Linked DNA regions of Homo sapiens: region 1 is linked to region 2. Evidence: read pairs that join two places in POLR2A ChIA-PET (ENCODE). Cell type or tissue: GM12878. All regions are shown on one strand. Each heading gives the region's core, and the rest is flanking DNA. Links, peaks and the distances in the headings are about the cores only.

Region 1 (2,910 bases), core at 305-2,804, 120 kb after region 2:
GCTGGCACTGAATTCCTGGCTTCAAGCTTTGTGATCCTGTCTTGCCTCCCAAAGTGCTGAGATTACAGGTATAAGACCTACGCACCCAGCAATATCTCACTTTTTTTTTTTTTTTTTTTTTTTTTTGAGAGAAGTCTCGCTCTTGTTCCCCAGGCTAGAGTGCAATGGCACAATCTTGGCTCACTGCAACCTCCGCCTCCCTGGTTCAAGTGATTATCCTGCCTCAGCCTCCCTAGCAGTTGGGATTACAGGCGCACACCACCACGTGTGGCTAATTTTTGTATTTTTAGTAGAGACGGGGTTTCACCATGTTGGCCAGGCTAGTCTCAAACTCCTGACCTCAAGTGATCAGCCCGCCTCGGCCTCCCAAAGTGCTGGGATTACAGGCATGAGCCACTGTGCCCTGCCTTTTTTTTTTTTTTTTTTTTAAAGAGACAGGCTCCTGCTCTGTCACCTAGGCTACAGTGCAGTGGCATGATCATAGCTCACTGCAGCCTTGATCTCCTCGGCTCAAGTGATCCTCCTGCCTCTGCATCCACAGCAGCTGGGATTACAGGTGTGTGTCACCACACCTGGCTTTCTAAAAAATTATTTTTAGTAGAGATGGGGTCTAGCTATGCTGCCCAGGCTGGCCCCAAACTCCTGGCCTCATCATCATTTATTTATTTATTTTTGTAGAGATAGAATTTTGCTATGTTGCCCAGGTTGATCTCAAACTCCTATCCTCCAGTCATCTTCCCACCTCACTCAGCCTCTCAGAGTGCTGGGTTATTTTGTTTTTCTTAATGATTTCATTTTATTTCCACTATTGGCTCTTTATCTTTTTGGGTTTTGTTGTGGTTGCTCTAGGATTTACAGTAGTGTACCTTCAAATAATTTCTTAAATGTTGTTCTAGGGTTTACACTGAACGCCTTTAACTTATCATAGTCTACCTTCAGATAATAGTATACCATTTCACATATAGTGTCAGAACATTACAACATTTTCCACTCCATTCTTTGTGCTGTTACACATTTTACTTCTATATGACATAAATCTCACAATACATTACATTTTTTTGCTTCAAAAAGTGAGATACTGGCCAGGCATGGTGGTTCACACCTGTAATCCCAGCAATTTGGGAGGCCAAGGCAGGCGAATCACCTGACTCAGGAGTTCAAGACCAGCCTGGCCAACATGACAAAACCCTATCTCTACTAAAAATACAAAAATTAGCTGGATGTAGTGGCAGATGCCTGTAATCCCAGCTACTTGGGAGGCTGAGGCAGGAGAACTGCTTGAACCCTGGGAGGTGGAGGTTGCAGTGAGCCGAGATCACACCACTGCACTCCAGCCTGGGTGATGGAGTAAGACTCTGTCTCCAAAAAAAAAAAAAAAAATCCTAAATTCAACCATCTTGATAACTGCAATAAATGTAAATGGTCTAAACACATCAATTAAAAGACAGGGATTATCAGATTGGATTTTTTAAAAAAAGACAAGAAATCCACTTTAAATGTAAAGACACAGGTAGGTTAAAGTGAAAAGATGTGAAACCCATGGATATGAAGGGCCAAGAGTATTTTTGATTTGAGTTTGGCTGAGCCTCTGGATGCAAAACCCACAGATATGAACAGCCAACTATAAGGGACTAATCCACGAATTTTGCTATCTGTGGGGAGTCCTGGAACCAATCCTCTGAGGATACTAAAGGATGACTACTCTATGCAAATGCTATTTTTAAAAATGCAAGAGAGGCTGTACGAATATTAGATTTCAGAATGAGGAATATCATTAGGGATAAAAAAGGGACATTTCATAAGAAAAAGAGAAACATACAATTACAGTTAGAAACTTCTATAGTCCTCTCTCAGGAATTGTTAGAACAAGTAGATAAAACATCAGTAAGGGCACAGAAGACTTGAATAACATTATCCATTGACTTGACCTAATTAACATCTATAGGATACTCCACCAACAACATAGTGCACATGCATTCTCTTCAAGTGTACATGGAAACTCCATGAAAACAGACCTAATTTTGGACAATAAAACAAATTGTAATAATATTCATAATAGGACTGAACTAATTAAAAATATGCTCTATGACCACAAGGGAATTAAACCTGAAATCAACAACCAAATGATATCTGGAATATCCCCCAAATATTAAGAAACTAAACATCAAACTTTTAAATAATCCACAGAGCAAAGAAAAAAAAAATCACAAGATAAATTGGAAAATATATTGTGACCTAAATGAAAATGACAATATATCATAAAAAAAAATTGTGAGATGTTCCTACTGAATCCAAGGGACACCGAAAAAGAAAAAAAAAATAGTGGATGTGGCTAAAGTCATACTTAAAAGGAAATGCACAACATTAAAATTCTTCTATTGCCAAGGAAGAAAGGTCTCAAATCAGTGATGGCTCCTACCTTAAGAAACCTGTAATCCCAGCACTTTGGAAGGCTGAGGCGGGTGGATCACTGAGGTCAGGAGTTCGAGACCAGCCTGACCAACATGGTAAACCCTGTCTCTACTAAAAATACAAAAATTAGCCGGGCATAGTGGCATGTGCCTGTAATCTCAGCTACTCAGGAGGCTGAGGCAGGAGAATCACTTGAACCCAGGAGGTGGAGGTTGCATTGAGCTGAGATCATGCCAATGCACTCCAGCCTGGGCAACAAGAGCAAAACTCCATCTCAAAAAAAAAAAAAAAAAAAAAGACAGAAACCAGAAAAGCAGCCAGGTGTGGTAACTCATGCCTGTTATCCCAGCACTTTGGGAGGCTAAGGCAGGAGGATCACCTGAGCCCAGCAGTTTGAGATCAACCTGGGCAACATGCTGAGATCCTATTAAAAAAAAAAAAAAAGAAAAGAAAAGAAACCGGAAAAGCAGTAACAACACATTAAACACAAAGCCAGAA
Region 2 (2,910 bases), core at 95-2,594:
ATTTTTGTATTTTTAGTATAGACGGGGCTTCACCATGTTGGCCAGGCTGGTCTTGAACTCCTGACCTCAGGTGATCCACCCACCTCTGCCTCCCAAAGTGCTGGGATTACAGGCATGAGCCACTGTGCCCGGCCTACGAAATCTATTTCGTGCCAAGCACTAACCACTATACAGACAGAAATTCAATTGGATCAACCTGAACTCTTCATCTCCCTTTAGAACTTGTTCCCCTGTGTCCTCGTCATGGAGAATGGTGCTGTCCTCACCCTATCACCCAGGCTCAACACCCAGGCAGCATCCTCACAGCCACCCTCCCCATCATGCCCCCACATTCATTGGATCCCCCAGTCCTTCTGGTCCTCCCTCGGCTTTCATCTAAGGACCCAGAAGGGCTGGTTTTGGGAAGGCTGAGACACTGGAGGAGCTGGGACAGGTGCGGGGGCAGCTCTGGCATGGGTTGGGAGGACCGGCCAGGTGGCTGGTGGGACACAGGGTATGGCCATGGGCCACAGGCAGGAGTTGACCAGATGGGGCGTGTGCTGTCAGGGAGCAGCAGCCTTGGGGAGGGGCATGAGCAGACTCCAGGCCTGGGAGGGAATGTGCTCAGAACTGGGGCCCACCCTGAGGCCCCCATGCAACCCGCAGACAAGTCGAGGGGCATCTGGGTTAAGTTCCTTGAGTGCAGGATCTTGGTTTGTTTTGTTCACTTCTGTATTTTTAGTGTCTAGAATAGTGCTTGGCACATAATAGGAACTCAACAAACACTGTGTGTTGAATGACTAACTGAATGTGGAATTGAATCTCAGGCCAACCATTTGTGTTTTTAATTATTTTATTTTTATTGTTCTTTATTTATTTTTGAGACAGGGTGTCACTCTGTCCTCCAGGCTGGAGTGCACTGGTGCAGTCGTGGCTCACTGCAGCCTCAACTTTCCAGGCTCAGGTGATCCTCCCACCTCAGCCTCCTGAGTAGCTGGGACTGACTACAGGCACGCGCCACCACACCTGGGTAATTTTTTTTTTTTTTTTTAGATACAGGGCCTCACTGTGTTGGCCAGGCTGGTCTTGGACCCCTGAGCTGAAGTGATCCGCTCACTTTGGCCTCCCAAAGTGCTGGGTTTACAGGCGTGCACCATGGCACCCGGTCTGTTTTTCTTTCTTTCTTTCTTTCTTTTTTTTTGAATACGTCACCAATCTCTAAAAACCAAGCGGTTTCTTTCATGCATAAATCTCACTTCCCACTTCTCTTGAGACGTCGGAAGCTCTGGCTGTGCCAGGTGTTACGTGCTGCGGCAACAATGGGCAGAAGCTGAGCAGGGGCCGCCCCAGGCGTGAGGCCTGCCGGGGTGACGACATCTGTCACCCGTGCTCACTGCCTCTGCCTTGGGTCCCGCCCCGTCCCCCCTTCCCATCCCTGCGGCCTCTTCACAGCTGTCCTGCCTCCGGTCCCCACGCCCACCCCTGCCTGCTCCAGGCCCTCCCCTGCTAGACATCCTGTCTTGGCTCCCTTCTGCCTGCAGAAGAAATCCGGGCGCCTCAGCCTGGTGTTCAAAGGCCTTCGCCATCGCCCCTGCTCTCCCTTTCACAGCCTCTCCCTTGGGCTCCTTTTATGGCCCCTTCAGCCTAGTCCCAGTGACACCTTCTCTATTCCTCTCCGGCCCCAAGACCTTGGTTCACACTGTGTCCCGACAGGAGAGCCTGGAAGGGTGGGCACGCAACCAGGCTCCTCCAATCAGGGCATTCCGTTTCCTTGACTGCAATGATTGATTGGTTCTGGGGTGGGCACGGGACCCGACCCCGGCCAATAAGAATTGAACCTGAGACTTTTGCTGGAGCTCTGGAGAAGGAGCCACTCTTGTGCCTCGGGAGTGGCTAAACTGGTGAGATGTTAGCTTGGAGCTGCTGGTGGCCGTTTCACCACTGTGAAGACAGAGAACTTGCCTGAGAATGAAGCCTCCACAGAGGAAAGAAGAGCCAGGAAAGGGAGATAGGTCATGGGCAGCTTCTTTTGAGAACCAAGACTGGACCCGCAGGAATTCCTCATCCCCTCTCCCCTCTAAACCTTACTCCTCCTGTGTCTTCATCCTGGAGGATCCAGCCGGGCCTGAAACCCACACTGATTTTTCAGTTACATAAACCACCGGATACCCCCACCTTTCCTTTTATTTATATATTCATTTATTTGTTTGTTTTTTTATTTTTTTTTTTGAGACGGAGTCTCACCCTGTTGCCCAGGCTGGAGTGCAGTGGTGCGATCTCGGCTCACTGCCATCTCCGCCCCCCAAGTTCAATCGATTCTCCTGCTTCAGCCTCCCGAGTAGCTGGGATTACAGGCGTGCGCCACCACACCCAGCTAATTTTTGTATTTTTAGTAGAGATGGGTTTTCACCATGTTGGCTAGGCTGGTCTCAAACTCCTGACCTCAAGTGATCCACCCGCCTTAGCCTCCCAGAGTGCTGGGATTACAGGCGTGAGCCAACGCACCCGGCCCACCCTTCCTTTTAAATCTGTTTGATTAGACTTTTCTCACAGGAACCAAAGGAGTCTGGCTAATTCACCCTCAGTTCCTCCCTCTCCCTCTCTCCATTCCATGTCCCACCTCTGTTCCCCGGCACAGCACCAGGCATGGAGAAGATGCTGCAGAAACGGTCCCTGGATGTGTTTCTCCCCCCAATAATTTCTATCCATCCTTCTCCCTGATTGGTGCACTCTGATCTCCACTTGGAGATCTCAGAACATGTGATTTCAAGAGGTCTGTGTGGAGGCGCAGGGGATGAGTGAGGACTTAGTTGAGAAGAGACCCAGAGGGACTGGAGAGAAAGCTGAGAGCAGGCCAGCCCAGCCCACAGCCCCCAGGTCTTTGCTTATGGCTGGTTCCATCAGTGTGTCACCTCCTCCAGGAAGGCCTCC

Evidence for each region. Peaks named below come from ENCODE experiments on the same cell type or tissue, not always from the same donor. Only the 100,000 strongest peaks of a DNase experiment are listed, where the experiment ranks them.
Region 1: POLR2A ChIA-PET joins it to region 2 with 5 read pairs; 4 of 35 experiments call an interaction of 5 or more read pairs at or near these places.

What each region holds. Positions count from the first base shown.
Region 1 is chr17:4,027,187-4,030,096 of GRCh38, forward strand. All of the region lies in intron 42 of ZZEF1 (zinc finger ZZ-type and EF-hand domain containing 1), which reads right to left. Among named protein-coding and RNA genes, the nearest start is that of LINC01975, 52 kb to the left of the region's middle. In GM12878, for the core only: no CTCF peak of the experiment used is centred there; no DNase peak of the experiment used is centred there.
Region 2 is chr17:3,910,141-3,913,050 of GRCh38, forward strand. The region is part of intron 1 of P2RX1 (purinergic receptor P2X 1); the gene reads right to left. Among named protein-coding and RNA genes, the nearest start is that of P2RX1, 4.9 kb to the right of the region's middle. RefSeq lists enhancers at 1,084-1,133, 1,514-1,583. In GM12878, for the core only: no CTCF peak of the experiment used is centred there; a DNase peak (open chromatin) is centred at 1,341; H3K27ac peaks cover 1,704 bases.